Regions from separate parts of the Homo sapiens genome. Here all the other regions are linked to region 1. Evidence: chromatin contacts called from ENCODE Hi-C or POLR2A ChIA-PET data. All regions are on one chromosome and are shown on one strand. Each heading gives the region's core, a stretch centred on a gene start or an enhancer-like site at or near the end of the contact. The rest is flanking DNA. Distances are from core to core; before and after follow the strand shown.

Region 1 (3,354 bases), core at 619-3,118:
CCACAGTGAGAGACAGAGGAGAAATGGAGAGAGAAAGAGAGAGACATAGATAAGAACACATAGGGCCAAAGACAGAGAACCAGAAATAAAAATGCAGAAAAAAGACAATCAGAGAGAAGTGGATAGAAGGTCAGAGACCTAGAAAGACAGATAGAAATAGAGAGACATAGACAGGAGTTGGTGAGGAGAGAGAGAGAGAAACAGAGAAAATCGGGGTCAGAAAGACCAAGACCAAGGCAAACAAGAAAAACAGAAGGAAGAAAGGAAAGAAGGAAGGAAGGAAGGAAGGAAGGAAGGAAGGAAGGAAGGAAGGAAGGAATGAATGAATGAATGAGGGAAGGAAGGAGAGAAGGAAGGAAGGAAGATGGAAGGAAAGAAAAAAGGAAGGAGGTAGAAAAGAAGAAGAGAATGAAGGAGGGAGGGAGAGAGGGAAGGAAGGAAGATGAAAGGAAAGAAAAAAGAGAGGAAGGAAAGAAGAAGGGAAGGAAGGAGGAAAGGAGGGAGGGAGGGAAGAAAGATGGAAGGAAAGAAAAAAAGGAAGGAGGAAGAAAAGAAGGGAAGGAAGGAGAGAGGGAGGGAGAGAGGGAAGGAAGGAAGATGAAAGGAAAGAAAAAAGGAGGAAGGAAAGAAGAAGGGAAGGAAGAAAGGAAGGAAGGAAGGAGGGAGGAAGGGAAGGAAGATGGAAGAAAAGAAAAAAGGAAGGAGAAAGGAAAGAAGGGAAGGAAGTAAGGAAAGAAGAAAGGAGAAAGGAAGGAAGAAGGAAGAAGGAGGGAGGAAGGAAGGAAGGAAGGGCACGGCAGGACCAGCTAGAAGGGCATCTTCTGGAGATGGATGCCCTTGAGTGACCAGGGAAGCTTTACTTCTGGTCTCACCGCTACTCGGGGCAGATGATCTGGGAGGAGGAGGGGGGGAGAGTGAGAGGGTGACTGGCATTTCCATTCAGCTCCCCTCATCTATCCCTCCCACCCACATATAGAGGTTTTCACTCTATTAAAATGACTCCCTTGCTTCCTCATTTATGTTAAAATTTTCCTTGAAATAAAGAAAAGGAAACAAGGTCACCCTTCAATCCACAATGAAAACTATAAAAGCGTTTTTAGGCTTGGAAAATTTAGCTGGTCAGTTTTTCCTACTGTTTAATAACTGCCTTGGGTTACACTGAATGAGTAAACATGTTTTACAAGCTTCTAATTCATACCTAACCCTATGAGTTCACAGCTTTACATAATATATACACACACATATACTATATATACACACATGCACACATACATACTGCAATGTAAAATATAAACACACATACATACTTAATATATATATGAGTGTGTTCGTGTGGTGTAAGTAATCTTTCCAATTTGTGCAGCTCATTAGGGCTTACAAAGCACGCTCTTTCCTCATTTAATCCTCACGATAATCCTGTGAGGTAGGCAGTTTAGGATTATCATCCCCAGTTTACAGGTACCTGTGGTTAAGGTAGAGAGACCAAGAACCCACAGGTCTCTAAGGCATCACAGTCCATATCACAGTTCTGCTCTCCATAGTCCCAAAGCTGACTTCATGAACTTGGGTAGTGCAGTGCCCACTTCTGGACCTGCAAGGACCCAAAACCATGGGGATCCTGAGGCATCATCTGTTTCAGGGCTTCATTGTACAGACAGGAAAACTAAAGCTCAGACTATTACTGCTAGCCTATAGGGTGCCTCTGTGCAAATTGGAAAAACAATAGAAAAATAAAAATCATCTCTTTCTTAAGATACTTCCCTCCCTTGTTCCAATATTCTGATTTGTTAGAACAAGACACTTGATCAATGATTAATACATGTTTATGATGTCTACAATTGGAATGGTGAGCTTTGGAATGTGGTAGCATTGTGAGCAGCAAAACCTGTGCGACTGCATCTGACATCGCCAGGATGGGGGCCCAACCAAGGTGAGGGCAAAGAGGACGGTAAGGGAGAAAGAAAGAAAGAAGGGAAGGTAAGATGGGAGAGACAGCACCTACTTTCTGAGGTCTAAGAAGAAAACCCATTTTACTTAAAGGACATTGAGATAATAATAATAACTAGTGTTTATTAAGCTCTTAATCTTTTCTGATACTTACAGTAACCCTGTGAGAGTGTTTCATATTGCTAACTACTGCTTGTATTTCTATCTTACACTCTCAAGTAATAATAATATTATTCAGAATAACAGTGACAATTGATATAACTTAAGCATTCACAATGTTAGATACTATGCCTAGTATTTCATGTACTGCATCTCATTTCAGCTTAATAACAATATGCCAGCCTGGGCGACATAGTAAGACCTCATCTCTACAAAAGTACAAAAATTAACTGGGTGTTGTATCGTGCATCTGTAGCTCCAGCTACTCAGGAAGCTGAGGTGGGAGGATCACTTGAGCCTGGGAAGTCAAGGCTGCAGTGAGCCAAGATAGTACCACTGCCCTCTAGCCTGGATGACCAAGTGAAATCCTGTCTCAAAAAAAAAAAAAAAAAAACCCAAAACAACAACAACAAAAAACACAAGTTAGCTTATTTCCCCAAATTTACAAATGAGTATATCAAGATTCAGAGAGATCCACTAACTTGCCTAAGGTCACTTGGTTAAATTGCGCAACTGAGATTTGACTATTATGAGGGAAGAGTAAAGGTCAGACACACTTTCACATCCTCTAAAAGTGACTGAAATGCTTTACATTCTCAATAATTACTAACTATGCTAGCACATCAGAGAACCCTACTTTGCATATGGGGCATCAATATCTCTGACTTCTCATCTCGTGTGCTTTTAGTATCTGATAGTCTACTCATTCCTTTAATCGCTTTGAGGCTACTGATGAATGGAACCATCTAGATCATGAATCCAGGGAGTCTCTGCTCTGTGGAAACAATGTTGGTTCCCGCTCAGCTTTTCCCTGGTGCCCAGCTCGCCTCCCTGTTTCCACCTCTCCCTTACTGGATACCCAATCAATGCAAATGGATCTGAGTAGTCATTAGAATTTATTTTTTAAGAAAAGCAAGGCAAAACCAAACCAAAACCAGAAGTCTGCCACAATATGCAAAGAACCACCTTTGGATTCCAATAAAACTGGGCTTCCTACCTTTAGCATCCTCTTGTGTAAGACAGGAATAAGAAGTATTACCATTTTAATAGAATGTTTCAAGGATTCAATGTGTAAAATATCTGACCCAGTGCTTCTCCTTAATGTATAAAATGTATTCCAAAACAAGAAGTGGCGATGGGTCGGGGGCACTCATGTTGCACTAGAACTTTACAGTGTACCTGGTATTTTCATATCCATCAACTCCTAGGCAATCCAAAGCCTCACTACTGCTCCAGCTAGAGCGCCTT
Region 2 (3,354 bases), core at 572-3,071, 53 kb before region 1:
AAAGTGTGTGGCCGGGCGTGGTGGCTCACAACTGTAGTCCCAGCACTTTGGGAGACCGAGGCAGGTGGATTGCATGAGCCCAGGAGTTCAAAACCAGTCTGGGCAACATGGTGAAACCCCATCTCTACAAAAAATACAAAAATTAGCTGTGCATGGTGGTACACACTGGTAGTCCCAGCTACTAGGGAGGCTGAGGTGGGAGGATCATTTGAGCCTGGGAGATCAAGGCTACAGTGAGCCAAGATGGCACCACTGCAGTCTAGCCTGGCCAAGAGAGCGAGACCCTGCCTCTAAATAAATAAATTAGTAAAAATAAAATGTGTATGATAATATTATCTATCTCAAAGGGATGTTAGAGGAATAAAGTTTATGAAACGATGCTTGACACATGGTAAGTGGTAAGTTAGCATAATTGTTATTCAATGTGCATGTGTTTAAATAATTCATCTCTTCTATAATGGCTTTAAAACAAGACCCCCGCCCCAGTTCTTTGACATTTCACCTTGAATATGGGCAGGCTCATGAGTGCTTTGACCAGTAGAGCAAAATGGAAGGGATGCTGTGTGACTTCTGAGTCTGGGTCATAAAAGGGGATGCAGCTACCACCTTGCTTACTGAAACATTCTCACTTGGAACTGTGAGCCTCCGTATAAGAAATTTGAGTGCCCTGAGGCCACTGTGGTGGGAGGAAGACAAGCCACAAGGAGAGGCCATGTGTGGTTGCTTCAGCAGCCCTGGTACCTAGGCTCCAGATGGATGAGTAAAGGAGCCTTCAGATAATTCTCACCCAAGCAGTCAAGTTACTCCCAGCTTTTGAATTCTTGCAGTTGAGGCCCCATACTTCGTGGAGCAAAGACAGCCCAACCTACTATGTACTGTCTGAATTTTCAACCCACAGATCCATGAGCAAAATCAAATGGTGATTTTAAGCTGCTAAGTTTTGGGGTCATTTGTTGTGTCATCAATAGTAACTGCAACAACTAACAAGCATTGCAAGCAGGATCAGCAAACTACAGCCCACAGTCCAAATCTGGCCCACTGCCTATTTTCATAAATAAATCTTTTACAACCACACTCTTTTTTGGTTTGCTTTGAATGCATTTTCTATGGCTGCTTTCACACTACAATGGCAGAATCACGTAATTGTGACAGAAATCACAGCATCGTCAAGGCCTAAAATATTTACTATCTGGACCTCCAGAGGAAAGCCTACTGACTCCAATGTAGAGCTTTGAAAGTACTGAATGTAGTATCATTTGCTTACATTATTTCATTTAATCCCAAGGTTAGAAATCATTCCTATTTTACAGTTAGGATCAGAGAGTTCAAGTGACTGGTCCAAGGTCACACAGCTCTCTAACTGCAGGTCTAATGCCTCCATAGCCCGTTGAAGACCTAGACTCCAGTTTGAGTAATAATGGCTTTGGGTAAGTCCCACCATGCTCTGCTCTCACTTTCCCAGCCTGGGACATGAGGGTATTGGGCAAGTTGGGCTGGAGAGGCTGCCAAAAGTCAGATGTCCAAACTTCCCCCCAGCTGAGTGCTAGCTACCAAGCAAAGTATTTCTGTTCCCCTTTGGTCTAGGAGTACCCAAGTGAGGCTTGAGAATGAGTCACCAGGGGCTGCTATGCATCCCTGCTCACTCTCACATGCAGCCACCCACCCTCGAGCACCAGAACCCAACTTTCCTGTCTCCCAACTCAAGCTGACAACCCATGCTTTCTGCCAACATAAATATTTAATTCTAGTGCCCGGAACAGAGAGACCATCTTGGTATTAAGGACTCCCATCCTAGTTTCTACTTTCAAAACAACTCAGTCTGAGGCATGATTAGGAGGTCCTGGCTTAGAACAAAGGTAAAGCAGTTTGTGGTTGGGCTCCAAACACCAGCTCCCCACACTTGCACTCCCTTCAACCTCTCAAGCTGTATGAGCTAACAGGCAAAGAATCAGGGGAGTGGGGAGCTGGCAGGGAGAGCTCTGTAGGAAGGCCAAGTCTGGAAACCAGTGTTGGTTCTAAGCTCAGGCAGAGGTGACAGCAACCTGGAAACGGTGCTAGGCATCCACTGTTCTGACTGCTAAATCCCCTGAAATTCACTGGTATGTGAGCATCTCCCTAAAATTCACAGTGCAGTGAACACCAGAACTCAGAAATAATTATAGTATTAACACTTAAAATTAAATACATATAAATTCATTTACAATTAAAGTGTGTTGAGTGTATCTCCAATACCTGAGGAGTGAGTAATTATCACAGCAGTTCCACTCTGTGTGCTTTGCCATAAATGAATGCCTACTAGGTGCTGGGCATTCTGCTAAGCACGGAAGAAACACCCATAAAAAAAAAAAGAGTGGGGTTTTTGCTGTCATGGAGCTCACAGAAGAGCAGAGAGATGGTCAAATGAACAAGAAATGGGACACAGTACTATAAGGTCTTCAATAAAAATGTATTCTTGCCCCTATGTTTGTTTCAGGTGTGTCTGTTCTTCCTTCTTTCAAAACAGTGGACTAAGCCTTAGATATGAGTTTAAAAGCTACTGTGAACTAGACCTTATCTTGCTGGATCTTCTGTCTGCTGCAAACTGGGATTGTCAACCACCTACAGGACTCTCATTTTTTTGTACGAAAAAATGATGACAATTCTTGCCCTCTCCATTCTGAAAGCCTTTGAGGAGTGAATAAGACAGTGGATTTAAATATATAAATACTATGCAAATGATCTGAGTGTATTCATTCACTCATCAAATATGAGTGACCTGACCCCTCTTGAAAAAAAAAAATGCAGGTTGGCATGTGGCTTGGCTTTAACAACAATGACTGTGTTTGCCTTTCTTTTCTTGGTCTTCTCCTGTCCCTTCCTCTCCCCATCCCCCGTCTTTTCCTCCTCCTTCTCTTTATTCAGGGTGTGGACTAAATGATAACACATAATTGTACTAGCTATAGTACTTAATTGGAAGATGTTCACATTTTAATATGCTGTTTTAGGGTAAAGCAGACACAGACTAACCTTATGGTCTCAAGTTAAGGAATGAATTGAACACAGAATGCCCAATTATTCTACTCCAACTTGCACTCCTGGGATCTCTGAAGCAAATTGTAGGCTTTTAAAAATATCTTTATTATATATTGGACAGCATCTCTGAACTCAGATATAAACAATAATTTTTAAAGTGACTTCAGTTATAGAAATGACTTTTTCAGAAGGCATAACTTGGAAGCATGTTGAATTGAGAGGCAGAGGATATGATGTGTAGGTTTCACCTTGTCATTAACTAGCTATGTGGCTTTGGTGGGATTGTTTGCCCTCTCTGCACCTCAGTGGCCTGTCAATAACCCCATGGTGACGGTGTGAGGA
Region 3 (3,354 bases), core at 285-2,784, 45 kb after region 1:
AACCAATCATTTTTACCCCAGAGAGCTGTGAAGAACCTGTATCAGTTATACAGAAAGTTAAAGAACTTATCGCAGTGCCTGGTAGGTGGAGATCTCTCAATAAACAGCAGCTATAACTAAGATCCCAACCAAGGTCTCTTTCCACTATAACCAGTGTCTGAGAGGAGGGCTTGGAGCTCACATACACCTGAGAGGGTCTATTTGCAGGCAGGTCAAGGCGCCCGGTTTACCTGAGCTGCCCCCCAAGCTGAGGTTCTGTGTCCCATTCCCTCCCCTCCAGGCATCAGCCTCTGCGTGGGGTGCATTCTCAGGCAGGCTGTCTGAGGCAGCAGCTGCGGGAGGCATACACTCCCAACTCACCCCCACACACCCTGCCCACCTGTCTCCACTCCTTGCCTCTGGCAGCCCCACTTTGCCTAGGAGAAAAGCAGCAAACCTGCGTCCTCAGGTGCTCTCCTCTTAGCTCCCCCACCCCAGGATGCAGCCAAAGAAAACCAAAGCACTCTGTTTTCTAAGCCGGAGCCAGGAGCGATTCCCGTAAGGCACTGCCTGGCTTAATGGGGCTGTGTCTGGGCCTTGCCTCTAAGCCAGGCTCTGGCAGTCAGGAGGCTGCCCTCCTGCCTGGCTCCATCAGAGGCCGTGGCATTTGCTTAAGGTGATTCAAAGTCGAGGCCAAGGGGACAGAGATGGCAGGAGGCTTGGTTCTGGTTCTGTCTGTACTGACTCACAGCATGACTCTGGACATGACCCTGACCAGCTCCAGGCCTCAGTGCCTCTGTCTCTCTACCTTTACTAAACGGCAGCTGCTTCTATGTCAGTAATTCTTTACCCTGGCTGCATATGAGAATGACCTGGGGGAGGGTTTTGTTGTTGTTGTTTTGATTTTTTGAGACTGAGTTTCACTCTTGTTGCCCAGGCTGGAGTGCCATGGCGTGATCTCAGCTCATTGCAACCTCTGCCTCCTGGGTTCAAGTGATTCTCCTGTCTCAGCCTCCTGAGTATCTGGGATTACAGGTGCCCCCCACTATGCTCGGCTAATTTTTGGTACTTTTAGTAGATATGGGGTTTCACCATGTTGGCCAGGTTGGTCTCGAACTCCTGACCTCAGGTGATCCACCGGCCTCAGCCTCCCAAAGTGCTGGGATTATAGGTGTTAGCCACTGTGCCCGGCCTGGGGAAGGTTTTAAAAATGAACACCTGTGCCCCATCCCCATAAATTACCATTGAACTGGCTTGGTATAGGGGTCTGGGCAGCAGTACTTTTCAGAAGCTCAATAGGTGATTCCTGTAGGCAACCAGGGTCTAGATCCATGACCCTAAATAAATGCTGAGATCCCTGTAAGCTTTTGCATTTAAGGATTCTATCAAAGAGATAAAGGAGTAAGAAACAGAGACTTCTAGAAGGAGAAATTCTGATGGGTTTTGGTCTTTAAAGTATCATCAAATTAAGTTGTCTCATTGGACAGATGGGAAAATTGGGGCCCCAAACTAAGGGATGAGTTTAAAACCACATAATGAGCGGCTGGTGGCCTGGTCTAGAACCTGTGTCATCTGAAGCAAACCACAAAAATGTCAGTAATAAAAAGATCAGAGGAGGAGGAGGAGGAAGCTGAAAATAAAGAAAGAAGGAAATGCAAAAAAGGGCAAATAAAAAATGAAAAAAAAAAAACAGAAGGAAGTAAAAGAAAGGAATGGGAGGTCAGGGAAGAGAAAGGGGTAAAACGTAGAGGGACAAAAAGAAATAAAAGCCACAACTGAGGCACGAGCAACTCGGATAGTACCCTGTGAGTCAGGGCAGCTCTGAGCCACACTTGGCTGTACAGTTCGTATTTGGCAATTGCAACCCGGGCAAGAGCTCTGATCCCAGCTGGGGCCCCAGGCCCAGGGCTGGAGCCTGCGTGGGGACGGTCTGACTCACAGCTGCTACTTCCTCACCCTGTTTCCAGCCTCTTGCTCAATCCAGGCAGGAGGCAGGATAGATGCTCTTTTGCAAGGTGATCCCAGCCCAGAGGGCCCTGCAACCTTTATGAAACGATTCTGGTTAGGTGTAGGAAACAAATGGGGCAGCAGACCCTGTACTCCCAACATGCTGAACAGCAAGATGACTCCCAAAGCGGCCAGCCCTTTCCTGCCTCCAGGCCTTTGTTTGATGCCCATTTCCACTGGAGTGCCCTTCCCCACAGATACCCTGCCTCACATGGCATCTGAGGCCTCCCAAGTCTGGCCCTGTAATATCTCTCTACTCATGGTTCCCCTCCATGCTTTCTACACTACCCATAAAGCCATTTATTAAAAGTAATGGCAAAAACCACAATTACCAACCTTAAGACATTTACTACTCCTCACCTTTGCTTATGATGTGCTCACTCTCCTACGCAATGGAACCCACAGGCATCTTTCAAATCCCACAAACACACAAAAATCCCACATGAAATGTCCCTGCTTTAATTCCATCTTTCCAAATGGCTTTCTCTTATCACTACAGTCAAAATCATTCTCTCTCTTCTACAACTCCACATCAAGTGTTCAGTCTGTCCCCTGTAATACTTAGCACTCTGACTCTTTTATCTCAGACCACAAAATTGGAAGTTCTACGTGACCAGATTTACATCCATATAACGTCTCTGGGCATAAACTGTGAACTGTGACAGATCTGGGTTTCAATCTAGCTTCCACCACCTGCTATCTGTCTGCTTCAAAGCACAGTATCTTCATCTGCAATATAAACCTGTCAATTTTACCCTGTATTATAGTTTTAAGTATTACTAGCAATAATACAGGAGGAGTATCTGGAACATAGTGCCAGCTTTAAAAAACAGTTACTTTGCTGTTGTCATGAGTCACCTATGGGATTCCCTATGGGATCCTGTGCTGGGTCTGGCCTGGAGTGGTCTTCAGAAAATGTAGCTTACATTACTCAACTGAAGCTCAGTTGCTCTCTGAAAACAGTGTGGGCAAGGTGGGGATTGGGAGAGGAAAAGGGAGAGAAAATAAGAATGCGTCCAACAGTGCTGCAATATAAGGATGTTGTTCTGCTCTTTTACTCGTGAAAGAAATGAAGGCTGGCAGATCTACAGCAACTTTAACACTCAAAAACTCATTCCCTCCTCCTAATATCCCTGAGAGATAGGCAGGAATTCCTGTCCCTGACAAATGCAGAAAGATCCAACCTGATGCAGGTGGGTTGGGACAAGGTAAAGTTAGGGCTTAAACTCTCCTGCCCTTTAGAGGCCTTGCTGTAAGACTCTGCTGCCTGCTAGGAGAGGAAGCAGTCTTGGCTCCCGTTATGAATAGATGTCAGCCTTTTGGCACAATGCAACCCAACTGTCAGCCTAAAGGAAGCCGCATGTACTC
Region 4 (3,354 bases), core at 263-2,762, 33 kb before region 1:
AGAAAGGAGGTGAGGTACATAATTTAGATTATGGGTTCTGGGGATGCCATTCTGAGGATGTAGATTTAGGCTGAGGCTGGGCACGGTGGCTCACGTCTGTAATCACAGCACTTTAGGAGGCCGAGGTGGCAGGATCACCTGAGGTCAGGAGTTCGAGACCAGCCTGACCAACATGGCAAAACCCGCCTCTACTAAAAATACAAAAATTAGCTGGGCATGGTGGTGGGCACCTGTAATCCCAGCTACTCAGGAGGCTGAGCCAGGAGAATTGCTTGAACTGGGGAGGCAGAGGTTGCAGTGAGCCAAGATCACACCACTGCACTCCAGCCTGGGTGACAGAGCGAGACACCATATCAAAAATAAAAATAAAAAATAAAAAAAATAAAAAGATTTAGGCTGAACACTGAAGGATGAATAGTGTTAACCCAGGGAAAAGATTCGGCGTGTTCTGAGGCCCTGTGAAGGGGAAGAGCGCATGCTGTGGTGTGAGCTAGGCTCCTTAAATGCTAATGTGACTTCTGGGGATGCTGGATCAGTTAATAACTAGGAAGTTAGACTCTAGAGACAAACTGTCTGAGTTCACATCCTGGCTCTGCTACTGACTTGTGGCATGGCTTTTGGTAAATTTTTTTGACTTCTTTGGGCTTTGGTTTTCTCATCTGCAAAATAGTGATAATAAAAAAACACTGTCTCATTGAGAAGGGTGGATGGATTAACTTACAGAAATTATTTAGAATGGTGCCTGGTATATTGAAAGCACTCTTTATATAATAGCCATTCATATCATTGATTCTTTTATTTGCACTCCAAAGTATTTACATGAACACTCTTCACTGAAGAGAAGGCAAAAGTCCTACCTGAAGAAAGCATATTCATATTGTGGAGTGAAGATGAATAAGGGAAATTATGGGAAGTTAAATAAAGTCCAATAAAGCACCCAGAACTCATTTGTCCTCTCTGTAAATGGCATGATTCTTGCCTCTAAAAATGGCATATTTCATAATGCCAATGCTTTATGGTGGGTACTCTCCTTGGCCTGCCATTGGTTACCTACATTGGGACAAGGGTATTGAGATTCCTGGAAGAAAGTTATAACTCTAAGACGATGTATTGTTCAAAAATTAACAAGACTAAAGCAAAAACAAACAAATGAAAAATCTCTGGGGTTTCCTCTCCTTTTTCTTTTTTAAAATGATTTTTTAAATTGATTTAATATCTGTGTAGAAGCCAGCAAAATTGCTGTTTACTTATCCTGTAGCTTCTGAGTGTCTTCTTTGCCCCTTTGCTCTCTCTCTTCCCCCTGTTACAGGCTATAGATATGATTAAGAAAGATCTATGTAATGGTGTTAAGTTACTACACTCTTTGGAGGAGAGATTTCTGGGGACAGGCCTGCGATAAGGGTGAGAGGAGTTGGATCCAGTCGTGAGAGTCAGATAGGCAGCTCACCCACACACAACCTCTCCACAAGCGAGACAGCTTCCCGGCCTTTCTTGCTTGTTTTAATCTGTGAATGTTTCCCAGAAAGAAATAGTAACTTCTTTTTCTGGCAGGGGTGCCTCCTGAAACTCCCTGAAAACAGGGCCTCTCCCTCCCCTTCAGGCTGGCCTCACACATGCTAATGCAAATCAGTCCTGACCCAGCCAGGGGTCTTTGGGAAGGCTGCCAGGAGCTTTAGAACAAACACGCGAAGAATGTTATTTCATTTCTGGCATCCCGGGGAAAGAGGGACAGAGAAGGAAGTTGGGCAGTAAAGGGGGTGGAGGGAGGGGGGAATTCATATGAATGCTTACTGCAATAAGAGTGAAGCAAATGGAAAGGACAGCAGGAAATTCTTAGGAATAAAGGGCCTACTAGGTGCCAGAAATGGACATATGGAATATTTGGTTTTAATTTCACACATACACTCTGAAGAAGAATTTATTACTCTCACTTTTTGGATGCAGGAAGAGGCTTGGTCTCCAAGGTTAGGCAATTTTTCAAAGGCTACCCAGCTAAGAACTGAGGGAGTCAGAATTTGAAACCAGATTTTTACATTTCAAACCTTGGGCTCTGTCTTCTCACTAAGGCTGGCTTACTGGTTGTGCTTTGATAGATTCCCAACAAAACCCGCGAGTGCAACAGCCCCACATGCCATGACCTCCATCGTCTGTCTCCTCCTTTCCAGCCCCCTGCATGGTTCTAATTCCAGATTCATTCAGCCAGACCCCGAGCTAGTCTCCCTACCTGCAGTCTCCTCTATTCTAACTTATACACCACGAAGATCTTTCTATAACCCAACTGTGGCCTTATCACTGCTCCTCCTTAGCACACGTTATGAGGCCTTGCAAGTCCTGCCTCTCCAACCTCATATACTGTACATTTCAACTGCCCTGAATCTCTGTTGTACCCCATATGTGGTCCCTTCAATATCCTACCTCCCTGCCTTCATTTCAGCTATTCCTTCTGCCTGTGATGCAATAACTTCCCCAGTTCTAAGTGTTCAATGCTATCCATTCTTCCAGACCTAGCTCAAAGGCACCTCCCCAAAGGCACACTAGCTGTTAGAGATCACAGCCTCCTCAGAACTCGCATGCCTTTATTATGGGGCAAATCACCTTCTACCCCCAATATGATTAGCTGCTTAAAAGTTTGTCCCTAACACTGGGCAAAGCTCTTTCAGTCTCAGCCATAAGACTTTGAATTGCAGCTTGGTCACTGCCTAAGAGAGAAGTGCATAAGAATACACAAGTGCAGATTTTGGAGCTAGATAGCTTGTGTTAGAATCATGGTTCTGGCCAGGCGTGGTAGCTCATACCTGTAATCCCAGCACCTTGGGAGGCTGAGGCAGGCAGATCATTTGAGGTCAGGAGTTCAAGACCAGCCTGGCCGACATAGCAAAACCCAGTCTCTACTAAAAATACAAAAAAAAAAAAAATAGCCATGTTGGTGGTGGCGGCGGCGGAGGGGGCACACCTGTAATTCCAGCTACTCAGGAGGCTGAGGCAGGAGAATCGCTTGAACCCGGGAGGTGGAGTTTGCAGTGAGCTGAGATTGTGCCACTGCACTCCAGCCTGGGCAACAGAGCGAGACTCTGTCTTGGAAAAAAAAAAAAAAAAAGAATCATGGTTCTGCCATTTACTAATAAGATGACCTTGGGCAAACCATTAAGCCTTCCCATCTTAGTTTCCTTGCCTGTAAAATAGGGATAGTATCTACCTTAGAGGGTACCATATTATTAAGGTTCAAAGAGTTAGTGGACCAAAAGACTTTGCATAATGAATGGCATGTAATAGAGTTTGATAAATGGTACATGATGACAACGACTGGGAGGCAGGAACCATGTTCTTGGCTGATAGCTACACTGCATACATGAC

What was found. Hi-C counts contacts between places; a loop is a spot of excess contacts on that map. ChIA-PET counts read pairs that join two places held with the same protein, here RNA polymerase II (POLR2A). Pooled maps may share reads with other maps.
Region 2: a loop to region 1 is called in a map with no recorded cell type, with 3 times the contacts of the local background. The contact joins the enhancer-like site here to the promoter of ASTN2-AS1 in region 1. A Hi-C loop is called at or near these places in 1 of 168 maps with a recorded cell type or tissue (pancreas), 2 of 37 single-sample maps with no recorded cell type and 3 of 50 pooled maps. POLR2A ChIA-PET finds 5 or more read pairs at or near these places in 1 of 52 experiments (WTC11).
Region 3: a map of HCT116 shows a loop between it and region 1 (2.1-fold over the local background). The contact joins the enhancer-like site here to the promoter of ASTN2-AS1 in region 1. A Hi-C loop is called at or near these places in 6 of 168 maps with a recorded cell type or tissue (Caco-2, HCT116, MCF 10A and 3 more) and 2 of 50 pooled maps.
Region 4: POLR2A ChIA-PET joins it to region 1 with 11 read pairs in A673. The contact joins the enhancer-like site here to the promoter of ASTN2-AS1 in region 1. POLR2A ChIA-PET finds 5 or more read pairs at or near these places in 2 of 52 experiments (A673 and WTC11).

What each region holds. Positions count from the first base shown.
Region 1 is chr9:116,502,415-116,505,768 of GRCh38, forward strand. It overlaps ASTN2-AS1 (ASTN2 antisense RNA 1), which reads left to right and starts at 1,869. Exons shown (of 12, transcript NR_033973.1): 1 at 1,869-1,930. The region is part of intron 19 of ASTN2 (astrotactin 2); the gene reads right to left. RefSeq lists an enhancer at 3,069-3,238.
Region 2 is chr9:116,449,115-116,452,468 of GRCh38, forward strand. The region is part of intron 20 of ASTN2 (astrotactin 2); the gene reads right to left. Among named protein-coding and RNA genes, the nearest start is that of PAPPA-AS1, 50 kb to the left of the region's middle. Within about 2 kb of position 1,822, at least 2 of the 41 ENCODE cell types and tissues checked have a DNase peak (open chromatin) inside an H3K27ac peak, as active enhancers do.
Region 3 is chr9:116,547,602-116,550,955 of GRCh38, forward strand. The region is part of intron 19 of ASTN2 (astrotactin 2); the gene reads right to left. ASTN2-AS1 (ASTN2 antisense RNA 1) reads left to right here. Exons shown (of 12, transcript NR_033973.1): 8 at 1-81. Among named protein-coding and RNA genes, the nearest start is that of ASTN2-AS1, 45 kb to the left of the region's middle. RefSeq lists enhancers at 1-23, 134-303, 3,277-3,354. Within about 2 kb of position 1,535, at least 13 of the 41 ENCODE cell types and tissues checked have a DNase peak (open chromatin) inside an H3K27ac peak, as active enhancers do; they include HCT116 and psoas muscle, where a contact is called at or near this core.
Region 4 is chr9:116,469,849-116,473,202 of GRCh38, forward strand. The region is part of intron 20 of ASTN2 (astrotactin 2); the gene reads right to left. Among named protein-coding and RNA genes, the nearest start is that of ASTN2-AS1, 33 kb to the right of the region's middle. RefSeq lists enhancers at 977-1,568, 1,569-2,159. Within about 2 kb of position 1,513, at least 9 of the 41 ENCODE cell types and tissues checked have a DNase peak (open chromatin) inside an H3K27ac peak, as active enhancers do; they include A673, where a contact is called at or near this core.